2 separate regions of the Homo sapiens genome follow, and region 1 is linked to region 2. A link is a contact called in ENCODE Hi-C or POLR2A ChIA-PET data. All regions are on one chromosome and are shown on one strand. The core of a region is the stretch at or near the end of the contact, and the rest is flanking DNA. Distances in the headings are between cores, read along the strand shown.

Region 1 (6,950 bases), core at 2,332-4,831, 2.5 Mb after region 2:
TCCATCTAAAAAAAAAAAAAAAAGAGCCAGGCATGGGGGCGGGCGCATGTAATCCCAACTACTCGGGAAGTTGAGGCTGGAGAATTGCTTGAACCCGGAGGTGGAGGTTGCAGTGAGCTGAGATCATACCCCTGCACTTCAGCCCAGGCAACAAAGCAAGACTCTATCTCAAAAAAAAAAAAAAAAAAAAACTGTTGTTTATCTGAAATTCAAATTTACCTGGTGTCCCAAGTGTTTTGTTTATTCTGTTTGCTAAATCCGGCAATAGGGAGTATTTAATCTAAAGAATTGAAGAGGCACCTGAAAGGACAGTGGCCTAACACACAAGGGCTTCTTGTGCAAACAGTGGGCCATCAACCTCCAAGGCCCTCTCCCAGCCCAGGTCAACACCTGTTCTCTCTTTGCAGTACAAGCCTCAGAGATTTCAACACTTTTCCATTCCTCTTCAACACTGTCACTACTTTCTCCCCTGGGCTTCCTTTTCCCAAGGCCTGACTGTGAAGCAGGTTGCAGTTGCCTTGCCACTTACTCCCAAAATAAGCTCCTAGCCTCTCGCAAGAGCTTTACCTCTAATCACCAGAGAGGAAGATACAGGGATACAAACGTAATCAACGACAAAAAGTGTATAAGGTGGTTTTTGGTGTGTGTGTGTGTGAGACAGAGTCTTGCTCTTTCACCCAGGCTGGAGTGCAGTGGCATGATCACAGCTCACTGCAACCTCTACCTCCCAGGCTCAAGTGATCCTCCCACCTCAGCCTCTCGAGTAGCAGGAACTACAGGTGTGTGCCACCATGCCCAGTTATTTTTTTTATTAATTTTTTTGTAGAGATGGGAGTCTCCCTATGTTGCACAGGCCGGTCTTGAACTCCTGGCTTCAAGCAATCCTCCCGCCTCAGCCTCCCAAAGTGGTGGGATTACAGGCATGAGCCACCCCACCCAGTGTAAGTGTATAAGGTTTTAAAAGTTATCACAGTTGGGGCTGGGCTTGGTGGCTCACGCCTGTAATCCCAGCACTTTGGGAGGCCGAGGTGGGAGGACTGCTTGATGCAGGAGTTCAAGACCAGCCTGGGCAACATAGGGAGGCCTCGTCTCTACAAAAAATAATAATAAAAAAAAAGTTATCACAGTTGGGGTCTTAGGTTTAGAGCTGCTGACCACCAAATCTCACAGTGATTCAAATGCCTTATCTTCCTTTATTACTGAAGATGAAGCTCAAAGCTGAACGTTCTGGTGCCCATTTATCACTATGGATGCCTTTGCCTGTCCTCCAGGAGCATTTCTGCTCATACATCCTTCCCCATGGCCTAGGGAATTGGGAGCCACGGGAACACATTAGAGCCTAGGAGACAGATGTAAATTATCTGGAAAGCCATGAAAAACCAAACCGAACTAAACTAAGGAAGGAATCATTGTCTTCATAATTCTCAGGGAAAAAGAAAACCATGGAAGGGTGTCTTGAGGCCAGGAGTTCGAGAACAGCCTGGGCAACATAGGGAGACCCTGCCTGTACCAAAAAAATTTAAAAAATTAGCCAGGCATGGGGGCAGGTGACTGTAGTCCCAGTTACTTAGGAGGCTGAGGCAGGAGGATGGCTCGAGCCCAGAAGTTTGAGGTTACAGTGAGCTATGATAACATCACTGCACTCCAGCCTCAGCAACAGAGTGAGACCTTGTCTCTAAAAATGAAAGGAAAAATAAGTGAACTAAGGAAACTTTAAAATTTATTTTTATGGCCGGGCGCGGTGGCTCATGCCTGTAATCCTAGCACTTTGGAAGGCCGAGGCGGGTGGATCACGAGGTCAGGAGATCGAGACCATCCCGGCTAACGTGGTGAAACCCCATCTCTACTAAAAATACAAAAAATTAGCCGGGCGTGGTGGTGGGCGCCTGTAGTCCCAGCTACTCGGGAGGCTGAAGCAGGAGAATGGCATGAACCCGGGAGGCGGAGCTTGCAGTGAGCGAGATTGCACCACTGCACTCCAGCCTGGGTGACAGAGCAAGACTCGGTCTCAAAAAAAAATTTTTTTTAATTTTTATTTTTTGAGACAGGGTCTCACCCTGTCACCCAGGCTGAAGTGCATGCAGTGCCACGATCTTGGCTCACTGTAGCCTCAACTTCCTAGGCTCAAGGTCCTCCTACTTCAGCCTCCCAAGTAGCGGGGACCACAGCTGTGAGCCACCATGCCTGGCTAATTTTTTTTTTTTTTTTTTTTTTTGAGATGGAGTCTCGCTCTGTCGCCCAGGCTGGAGTGCAGTGGCGCGATCAGGGCTCACTGCAAGCTCTGCCTCCCGGGTTCACGCCATTCTCCTGCCTCAGCCTCCCGAGTAGCTGGGACTACAGGAGTCCGCCACTGCGCCCGGCTAATTGTTTGTATTTTTAGTAGAGATGGGGTTTCACCGTGGTCTCGATGTCCTGACCTCGTGATCCACCCGCCTCGGCCTCCCAAAGTGCTGGGATTACAGGCGTGAGCCACTGCGCCTGGCCGCCTGGCTAATTTTTTATTTCCTGTAGAGACAGAGTCTCACTAGGTTTGTTGCCCAGACTGATCTCGAACTCCTGGGCTCAGGTGATCCTCCCGCCTCAGCCTCCCAAAGTGCTGGGATTACAGGAGTGAGCCACCATGCCCTGCCTGCATGTTTATATTATTCAGCCTTAAAAAGGAATGAAATTCGGATACATGCAGTTTTTTACATATTTAATGCCATTAAAAATATACTCTTTAGAAATAGACCAGGCGTGGTGGCTCACGTCTGTAATCCCAGCACTTTAGGAGGCTGAGTTGGGAGGATCACCTGAGCCCAGGAGTTCGAGACCAGTCTGGGCAACAAACATAGTGAGACCTCTTCTCTACAGAAAATGAAAAATTAGTCAGGCATGGTGGCTAACACCTGTGGTCCCTGCTACTTGGGAGACTGAAGCAGGAGGACCTCTTGACCCCAGGAGGTGAAGGCTACAGTGAGCCAAGACGGTGGCACTGCACTCCAGCCTAGGCGACAGAGAGAGACCTTGTCTTAAAAACAACCAACCACAATAAACTCTTTAGAAATAGAAAACGATACTATGAATATAATGTGGCTTTCTCATAAAGTGTTTTTGTTTTTGGTTTGTTTTTGTTTGGTTTGGGTTGCTTTTTTTTTTTTTTTTTTTTTTTTTGAGGCGGAGTCTCTCTGTTGCCCAGACTGGAGTGCAGTGGCGCGATCTCGGCTCACTGCAATCTCCGCCTCCCGGGTTCAAGCGGTTCTCCTGCCTCAGTCTCCCAAGTAGCTGGGTGCCCGCCACCATGCCCGGCTATCTCATAAAGTTAACATGGGAAGGCTATGGACAACTGCAGGTATTCGCGTTTATTTTCACCTTTAAAGAAAACGAAAAGTATCCACTCCAAAAACTGGTTCCTTTCTACAACCTGAACTTTGGAGATTTTCAAGACCAGCCACAAGGCCTCTACTCCTACGGCCTGGCCCTCCTCCCCGCCCGGTTCGCGCTAGACTCCATTTCCCAGAAACCCCGGTGTCTTGGTGGAGACAGCATTTCCCGGGCGCCCCCTCACGGGGCGGGGCAGTGCGGCGCGGCTCCGGTTCCCGGCGGCCCTCGCGGCAGGTTTCGGGCTTCAGGACAATTCGTGATGGCGGGGGCTGGTTCCGCCGCTGTATCGGGGGCAGGGACCCCGGTGGCGGGGCCCACAGGCCGCGACCTTTTCGCCGAAGGGCTGCTGGAGTTCCTGCGACCCGCTGTGCAGCAGCTCGACTCTCACGTACACGCCGTCAGGTGCCCGGGAGGGAAGTTGGGGGCGGGGCCTGTCTCTCTGGCTTTGTAGGGGCGGGGCCAAGAAAGTGTTCTGGCTGGGAGTGGGCATAAATTTAGGAAACTGATTCGAGGCGGGGAGGACAGGCGGGAAGGCCGCAGGTGGAGGGTTCAGCGGAGGCCGGCTTCTCTCAGTACTTGGTAAATACGTAGGGGAGTTCGTTTCCTGAGCTCCGGTAACTGCCTGACCTTGTAGGCCTTGTACCTCTTTGCAGAGAGAGCCAGGTAGAGCTCCGGGAACAAATTGACAACCTAGCCACAGGTGAGTGAGCATCCCTGTGTACCCGGAATTCTTCAGCCCACTTTCAGGACCTTAGGTTTTTGCCAACCCCTGGGCTGAGTTTCTGTCACTTGCTTCCAGGGCATCAGGGCTGCCAAAGGACTCCTCCTTTCAGGGATGTCTTAAATCTCTAATGGCTGTGGCCCGTTTGGGTGCAAGTGTTTTCCATCCCATTACCAGCCTGCTTTCCCTCAGAACAAGAGATAAGCCGTTAGATCTTAGCTGCACCTTACTTCCATCCCCAGAACTGTGCCGCATAAATGAGGATCAGAAGGTGGCCCTGGATCTTGACCCCTATGTTAAGAAGCTACTTAATGCCCGGCGACGCGTTGTCTTGGTTAACAACATTCTACAGAATGCTCAGGTAAAAGAATATCTTACCAACAGTGATTCTTTGCCCTTTTTTGTAAGTCCTCAACACAGTGAAAGCCACTGTAATTTTAAAATTCTTTGGGGAAAGGGAAATTCACTTCTCCCAGTACTTGAAAAATACCTAGGAAAATTCGTCTCATTCTCACTATTCAGTTGCTGCCATTTACATTCTTGTGTGTGTGTGTGTGACAGTCTCCCTCTGTCACCCAGGCTGGAGTGCGGTGGCTCAATCTCAGCTCGCTGCAACCTCCGCCCCCTGGGCTCAAGCAATTCTGCCTCCGCCTCCCGAGTAACTAGGACTACAAGCGTGCACAACGCCCAGCTAATTTTTGTATTTTTTTGTAGAAGTAGGGTTTCTCCATGTTGCCCAGGCTGGTCTGGAACTCCTGGGCTCAAGTGAGCTTCCCACCTTGGCCACCCGAAGTGCTGAGACTACAGGAGTGAACCACCACACCTGGCTATTTATTTTTATGATACAAGGTCTATCACCCAGGATGGAGTGCAGTGGCATGATAAAGGCTCACTGCAGCCTCTACCTCCCAGGCTCAAGCGATCCATCCACCTCAGCCTCCCAAGTAGCTGGGACTACAGGCATGCACCACCATGTCCAGCTAATTTTTGTATTTTTTCTAGAGACAGGGTTTCACCATGTTACCCAGGCTGGTCCCAAACTCCTGCATGCGAGTGATCCACCTGCCTGGGCCTCCCAAAACGCTGGGATTACAGGCGTGAGCCACTGCACCCGGCCTGCCTGGCCTTTTTTTTTTTTTTTTTAAATAAAAAGACAGGATCGGCTGGGCGCGGTGGCTCTTGCCTGTAATCCCAGCAGTTTGGGAGGCCGAGGTGGACAGGTCACCTGAGGTTGGGAGTTGGAGACCAGCCTGACCAACATAGAGAAACCCCGTCTCTACTAAAAATACAAAATTAGCTGGGCGTGGTAGCGCATGCCTGTAATCCCAGCTACTTGGGAGGCTGAGACAGAAGAATCACTTGAGCCCGGGGGACGGAGGTTGCGGTGAGCTGAGATCGCACCATTGCACTTCAGCCTGGGCAACAAGAGCGAAACTCCGTCTCGGGAAAAAAAAAAAAAAAAAAAAAAGACAGGCTATCACTATGGTGCCCAGGCTGTTCTCAAACTGGGCTCAAGTGATCTTCCTGCCACTTCCTCCTAAATGGTGCTGGGATAGGCATGAGCACCATGCCTGGCCTACATTTTTTTTTTTTTTTGAGATGGAGTTCTCCCTCTGTCACCCAGGCTAGAGTGCAGTGGCACGATCTCATTTCATTGCAACCTCCACCTCCCGGTTTCAAGCGATTCTCCTGCCTCAGATTACAAGCACCCGCCACCATGCCCAGCTAATTTTTTTGTATTTTTTAGTAGAGACGGGTTTTACCATGTTGGTCAGGCTGGTCTTGAACTCCTGACCTCAGGTAATCCACCCGCCTCAGCCTCCCAAAGTGCTGGGATTACAAGTGTGAGCCACCATGCCCGGCCTACATTCTTATATATACTTTTGAAGACTGACTTTGAGGTAGATCACGCCCGGTATTTTTCAGCACCTAGTTCACTTACACTCTCAAGCCTTTCACAGTGGTTAAGATTCCAAACCTTCCTTGTCTTGTAGGAACGACTGAGACGGCTAAACCACAGTGTTGCCAAGGAAACAGCCCGCAGGAGAGCAATGCTGGATTCGGGAATTTACCCCCCTGGCTCCCCAGGCAAATAACAGATGAGCCTATGGACTCAGTAGCACAAGTACTGTTCCCCAGCTGCCTTGTTTCAACAGACATGCAAAGATCCTAGGAGACAGTCCCCATAGACCTTCAGACATTAAAAAGGGAGCCGTACAGTTTGTTTGAAGCACTTCGTCTTACCCATTTATGTAGGGGCCCCAGGAAACCTACACACAGCCAGAATGAGGTTCCCAAAGGACTTACATTAATTATGGCTCTTGCTTCCTTTCACAAATGAGCTGAGGCCTCTACTTTTTTTTTTAAGCTGCATACGTGAGGCTTACCTTCTTCAGGACTAGTTAACCAGAGGGGCTTCCTTTGTATGTTACATGCCTGGTTACATGGGCCTGGACAGCATGTCCTCTACCTGTGACTTCTCATTTTCCTGTTTACACTGGGGATTTGGAGGGGGCAGGCAAAGTCAAAGTGAATGACCTCTGTCCACCCACTTTTTTATTGCACTGGCTTGAATACAGTAGCAGTGTTGATAGAATCATTTTATTCAATAAATACTTAAAATGATATTCTAGTTTACTCTGGTATATGGAAAGGTTCCAGGAGTTTGTCCTTTAATTCAAAGACAGCTTCAAATTGTGATCTGAGTATTTATAATTAAATGACTCAATTATCATTTTCAACAAAAGAGTACACAAAGCCAAAAGCAAAAAAGGTTGCCACATGCAAAAAAACAAACAAACAAAAAACACCAACCAGAAAGACCAAGAGCCCTACTAGGAAGTACTTTAATAGTTTTTCTTAGAAA
Region 2 (6,319 bases), core at 2,486-4,985:
TAAATAGCCCATCCTCTTATTGTAGAATCCTTTCCTTGCTCTTGCCAGTCCCCATCACTTCATTCTAATCTTAGAAACTTTTCTGGCCGGGCGCAGTAGCTCATACCTGTAATCCCAGCACTTAGGGAGGCCGAGGCAGGCAGATCACGAGGTCAAGAGATCGAGACCATCCTGGCTAACACAGTGAAACCCTGTCTCTACTAAAGATACAAAAAATTAGCCGGACGTGGTGGTTTGTGCCTGTAATCCCAGCTACTTGGGAGGCTGATGCAGGAGAATCGCTTGAACCCGGGAGGCGGAAGTTGCAGCGAGCCAAGATCGCGCCACTGCACTCTAGCCTGGGCGACAGAGGGAGACTCTGTCTCAAAAAAAAAACAATAATAAAATAAATAAATAAATAAAATAAAGAAACTGTTCTAAGATATGAATGACACTTTAATAAAGGTGTGGGTGTGTACTCACATGTACTGAAGTCTGTACCTGTGGCCCTACTTTGAGGTCATCAGATTGTACCCCCTTTCCCAAAGTATGTATTGGTGAACTCCCTTTTCTGTTTCCTTGGGGCACTAAGCCAACATGTCCTGCTCTGCCCCTGTTTCCACACCCTGCCACGTCACCACAGTTCTACTATGCCAGGAATGTTACCGGGGAGGAGTGGTTCCATGACTCAGAGGACACCCCAGGTACTGAGTGGGAGTGGGGGCGCCCCAGGGACTGAGTGGGAGTTGGTGAAATTAAAAATAAAAATAGTACTTGATGAAAATAAAAATTAAAAATATAAAAAATTAGCTGGGCGTGGTGGTGCATGCCTGTAGTCCCAGCTACTCGGGAGGCTGAGGCAGGAGAATCGCTTGAACCCGGGAGGTGGAGGTTGCAGTAAGCCAAGCGCCACTGCACTCCAGCCTGGGTGACAGAGCCAGACTCTGTCTCAAAAATAAAATAAAATGGAATTCACAGATTAGCTCACAGGGAGAAGATTCCTCTGTTTGACTGCGTTGGTCATTCTGGGATTTATTAGTCTGTTTCCAATTTTAAAATCAGAAACAGCTTTACATCAACACCAGCCGATTTTTTTTTTTTTTTTTTTTTTTTTTTTGAGACGGAGTCTCGCTCTGTCGCCCAGGCTGCAGTGCAGTGGCACGATCTCGGCTCAGTGCAAGCTCCGCCTCCCAGGTTCATGCCATTCTCCTGCCTCAGCCTCCCGAGTAGCTGGGGCTACTACAGGCGCCGGCCAACTCACCCGGCTAATTTTTTGTATTTTTAGTAAAGACGGGGTTTCACTGTGTTAGCCAGGATGGTCTCGATCTCCTGACCTCGTGATCCGCCCGCCTCGGCCTCCCAAAGTGCTGGGATTACAGGCGTGAGCCACCGCGTCCGGCTACACTATCCGATTTCTAAAGTAACTCAGGAAATGGTAGCAATCCTATGCCTTTTCGGAAAACAAGGATAATTTATTCAACAAATATTTATTTATTGAATACCTATGAGCCAAATCCTGTGCTCAGTGTGCCCCTCACTAGTTCCTGTCCTGTTTAGTTGAGTGGAGGGTATAGGTACAGGGAATTATAAAATACTTCAACACAACAAAATTCCACTGCTGTGGAATTACAAACAAGATTTTGTCTACTTTCGGTGCCCAAAGGAAGACGAATAATCCAGCAGGTGGCAGCAGGGAAACAATTATCTTAGATCTTCATAAGGGAGGAGTAGAAGGCTGCAGTAAATGCATGGGGATTTTTTTTTTTTTTTTTTTTTGAGTTGGAGTTTCGCTCTTGTTGCCCAGGCTGGAGTGCAAAGGCGCCATCTCGGCTCACCGAAACGTCTGCCTCCCAGGTTCAATCAATTCTCCTGCCTCAGCCTCCGGCGTAGCGAGTAGCTGGGATTACAGGAATGCTCCACTACGCCTGGGTAATTTTGTATTTTTAGTAGAGACGGCGTTTCTCCATGTTGGTCAGGCTGGTCTTGAACTCCCGACCTCAGGTGATCCGCCCGCCTCGGCCTCCCAAAGTGCTGGGCTTACAGGCGTGAGCCACTGCGCCCGGCCTTTTTTTTTTTTTTTTTGAGACTGAGTTTCGCTCTCGTTGCCCAGGCTGGAGTGCAATGGCGCGATCTTGGCTCACTGCAACCTCTGCCTCCTGGGTTCAAGCGATTCTCCTGCCTCAGCCTCCCGAGTAGCAGGGATTACAGGCACCCGCCACCACGCCCAGCTAATTTTTTGTATTTTTAGTAGAGACGCGGTTTCACTATGTTGGCCAGGCTTGTCTCGTACTCCTGAGCTCAGATGATCCACCTACCTCGGCCTCCCAAAGTGCTGGAATTTCAGGCGTGAGCCACGGCGCCCGGCCTGCATGGGGATATTCTATGGATGTTCGGGTCCTAGGTTACTTTATGAGGACCCACAAGACATCTGGAAAGAGGATAACCAGGTCATTCTGGGGGTTACAAAACCTGTTTTTTTTGTTTGTTTGTTTTGTTTTGTTTTGAGACAGTTTCGCTCTGTCGTCCAGGCTAGAGTGCAGTGGCGCGATCTCCGCTCACTGCAAGCTCCGCCTCCCAGGTTCATGCCATTCTCCTGCCCCAGGCTCCCGAGTAGCCTGGGACTACAGGCGCCCGCCACCACGCCCGGCTAATTTTTTGTATTTTTAGTAGAGACGGGGTTTCACCGTGTTAGCCAGGATGGTCTCGATCTCCTGGCCTCGTGATCCACCCGCCTCGGCCTCCCAGAGTGCTGGGATTACAGGCGTGAGCCACCGCGCCCGGCCACAAAACCTGTTTTAATGGAGTTATTTCATGGGCCATGAGTTTGAGAGGATCTATCTGACCGACTCTTACCCCGAATGTTTTACCATTCCTCTTTATTTATTCATTCCACAGATAATTATGGAGCCCCTACTATGTACGAAGTCACTGGAGGAGCTGGAGATACAAGAGTGAACCAAACACAGTCCTTGCTCCCCAGAAGTTTTACAGTCTGCTCAGAGAGACTGGTCTTCCCACCAGGGTTCATAGCCTACGGGGTACTTTGTTAAAAACGAGCAGTTACTACGAAGACTACAATGGGAGAAATTTTTCTGTGTATCTCCATGCCCTTTGGAGCACAGATAATTGACAGTTGGAGGCTAAAGGGGTTGGGTCGCGGGAAGGTTGTGATAAGTCCCTGATAGCCTCCCGTGCCCTTTTTTGACAGGTCTTCACTGATTCATGCATCAAATATTTACTGAACTCCGTCACTGTGCAGTGCCTAACTTTGTGCTTGAGGCAAACAAAACACAGATCTATTTCGAATGCCATTCCGAGGAAGGTAAGACATGCACGCACGTTTAATCAAATAGTAAACAAGAGTAGTAAAACAGGAAAAAGACTAAGAAGAGTTCTTGGTGGTATTAAATGTTTTGTGATATTCGACACCTTAACGTCTCTGACTTGACACCAGTACTCCCGCAGAGAGTTCTTTCCTGGGTTAGGAATTTCAGAGGACTTGGCGGACCGACTCTTGTCCCGAGTTCAGATCACTCGACCCAGTCCTAGCAAAGAACTGAACCTAAGAGGACCTGCCGAGCCACCGTAGGGACTGTCGGCCAACCCGCGCGCGCACATCTTCCACCCGTGGACTCGTCAGGGCGTGAGGACCCACCTCACGTGACCATTAGCAGCCTCCCGATTGGTTTTGCTCCTTTTTTCTCCCCAATGAGTGGGCTGATGCCCCGAGAAGGTCGGGCGCATGCGCAGTGCTCGGATTTTTTGCTTGGCTACCCGGAGTGAAGCGGCCGGGTTGGGCGATTAACAGGCCGTGGTTAGGAAGGACGGAGAAGGGGCGTTCGCTCCTTTGGGACTTTTCATGCCTCGTTTTTTTTTCAGATGTGGCTTGGTCTGGGCGCAAGGTCCCAGCAGCCAGCTTAAGCTTACTCTTCTGTGAAAGGGGAAAGTATCCCCTGTGGAAAGCGGTTAAACTTGTGGAGGGGGTGCGGGACGTGAGTTCTTCCCCATGCCAGGCGAATGGTGTGGCCTTGAGCTGGTCCAGGAGCCGGCTCGACGTGTCTGAGGGAGGCCCCGGAGGGGGCGGGGAGGTGGCCCACAGAACGCGGGTTCTGTAAAGAGACGTTGGGAAGATTCGATTCCGAGAAGAGGAAGAACCGGATTGAAAGAGAGCCAGGCCGCTGAGGGGGAGGGGGCTGCTAAGATGGCGTCGGCCTCCTCCGGGCCGTCGTCTTCGGTCGGTTTTTCATCCTTTGATCCCGCGGTCCCTTCCTGTACCTTGTCCTCAGGTAAGCCCGGCAGGGCGTGGGTAGGGAGCTGGTGAGGAATATGCGATGGGAGGAAGAGCGAGACCTAAGAGGGTACCTGTAGCTGGGAATGTCCTACGTGTTACCGGTAAGTGGGCGCGAGCTGGGCTTTCAAATAGGGATTTATGAGCGGGCAGGAGTTTGAGGAAAGGATAAGTTTGATTAAGAAGTTGTCGAAAACTTTGGTTGTCTTTGAGGAGGACGGATGGAGATTGAAGGTGGGGGTAGGGTGGCCCGGCGCGGTGGCTCACGCCTGTAATCTCAGCACTTTGGGAGGCCTTGGCGGGCGGATCATTTGAGGTCAGAAGTTCGAGACGAGCCTGGCCAACATAGAGAAATCTCGTCCCTACTAAAAATACAAAAATTATCCGGACAGTAGTGGCGTGCATCTGTAATCCCAGCTACTTGGGAGGCTGAGGCAGGATAATCCCTTGAGCCTGGGAGGCAGAGCTTGCGGTGAGCCGAGATTGGGCCACTGCTCTCCAGTCTGGGCGAGAGAGTGAGACCCTGTCTCAAAAAAAAAAAAAAAGAAGTTGCGGTAGGAAACAAGAGAAACGGAAGGGAGTAGAGAAACTAAGAAAGTAAATGGAGGCCTAAGAAGTAGAGAGAACTACTTAGTGTGAGAGGCAGGTGGAATCTAAGTTGATTGTGGGCTAATTGGATGAAAATGTTGAAGAGAAGCCATGGGACTTAAAAGATATCGAAAAGTTATTGGACGCTTTCGATTTCTGGAGAGGTAGGGAATCGTGAATTTTGTTGGGTGGGCGGGAGTTGTTGAAGCCATCTTTTCCCTCAGATACTCCCCCCTAATGTGTCACCCCTTCTCACTTCGCACCCCCACCCTTAGGGCCGCACAGGCACACAGACACACATACATACTTTCTCAGACTAATTCCTTTGGTGATTCCCAACTCTAAACTGCCCAACTTTGGGAAGGAATGGAAATTTTGAAGAGAGTCTAAGGAATGTAGGAAATTAAGGTCAAAGACCTTAAAAACAGATGGGAAAGATGGAATGGAGTCTTGAATTGCAGTAGAGACTGCGAGAAGTGATGTTTTGGAAATTAGGCCTGAGAAGAAGAAAGATGGGTGGGGGGGTGACTGTAAGTGTTGTGGGGGAGTATTGCATAATAGAAAAATGGACTGGAAGAATGCTTACGCTGTATCAGGAGATTGGAATTTGGAGAATGGAGCCAGGTTAATGTAGAGAGCTCAGCGTATTAATAGTTAAAAACGAATGAAGATTGAGGGAGGGCTGAGGAGGCTCACAAGAAAAGCAGTAGATTGTGTGTAGGGGAGAAAGTGTGTGTATGTGTGTCGGGTGGGGGGGCGGGAGGTGAGTCAGAAACTGAGCGCTTCCATCAGAAGTGTCTGGTGTTTCACAGTAACTGCTGCTTCTACACTGGAATAGACGCTGCCAGATGTTGGATGCTTTGCTTGAGATTTTGGTATTTCCTCAGGCCTGGTGTTGCGTTTTTGCTGTTTAGAATTTGCTGAATAGGGTTCCTTCCACCTTTCACATTCCAGCTCAGATGCTGAAATATCTAGTCACACATATCTTCTTAATAAGCTGCAGTTTTATTTATTTTTAATAAATCTCTATTTTTAGTTTGTTGAGAGGGGATTTTTTACCTTTCCTATAAAAGTATTAGGGGACCAGAACAACTCATGCTGCATTATAAGCATGAAATAGGATAAAGTAAAAGTGACAGGGTATTTATTTATTTATTTATTTATTTATTTATTTTTGAGACGGAGTCTCGCTCTGTCGCCCAGGCTGGAGTGCAGTGGGGCCATCTCGGCTCACTGCAAGCTCTGCCTCCCGGGTTCACGCCATTCTTTTGCCTCAGCCTCCCGAGTAGCTGGGACTACAGGCGCCCACCACCACGCCTGGCTAATTTTGTTTTTTGTATTTTTAGTAGAGACGGGGTTTCACCGTGTTAGCCAGGATGGTCTCGATCTCCTGACCCTGTGATCCGCCCGCCTTGGCTTCCCAAAGTGCTGGGATTATAGGCGTGAGCCACCGTGCCCCACCTG

Evidence for each region. Hi-C counts contacts between places; a loop is a spot of excess contacts on that map. ChIA-PET counts read pairs that join two places held with the same protein, here RNA polymerase II (POLR2A). Pooled maps may share reads with other maps.
Region 1: a pooled map shows a loop between it and region 2 (2.8-fold over the local background). The contact joins the promoter of SNAPIN here to the promoter of PIP5K1A in region 2. A Hi-C loop is called at or near these places in 2 of 50 pooled maps. POLR2A ChIA-PET finds 5 or more read pairs at or near these places in 2 of 52 experiments (K562 and activated CD4-positive, alpha-beta T cell).

Annotation. Positions count from the first base shown.
Region 1 is chr1:153,655,122-153,662,071 of GRCh38, forward strand. SNAPIN (SNAP associated protein) reads left to right here and starts at 3,582. Exons shown (of 4, transcript NM_012437.6): 1 at 3,582-3,765; 2 at 4,017-4,063; 3 at 4,327-4,445; 4 at 6,079-6,731. The coding sequence starts at 3,623. The coding sequence ends at 6,180. ILF2 (interleukin enhancer binding factor 2) reads right to left here. Exons shown (of 14, transcript NM_004515.4): 14 at 6,667-6,950. RefSeq lists an enhancer at 3,348-3,427.
Region 2 is chr1:151,194,817-151,201,135 of GRCh38, forward strand. PIP5K1A (phosphatidylinositol-4-phosphate 5-kinase type 1 alpha) reads left to right here and starts at 3,736. Exons shown (of 16, transcript NM_001135638.2): 1 at 3,736-4,265. The coding sequence starts at 4,181. LOC124904419 (a long non-coding RNA gene) reads right to left here and starts at 3,709. Exons shown (of 2, transcript XR_007066620.1): 1 at 3,635-3,709; 2 at 3,291-3,524. RefSeq lists enhancers at 3,834-4,033, 4,134-4,213.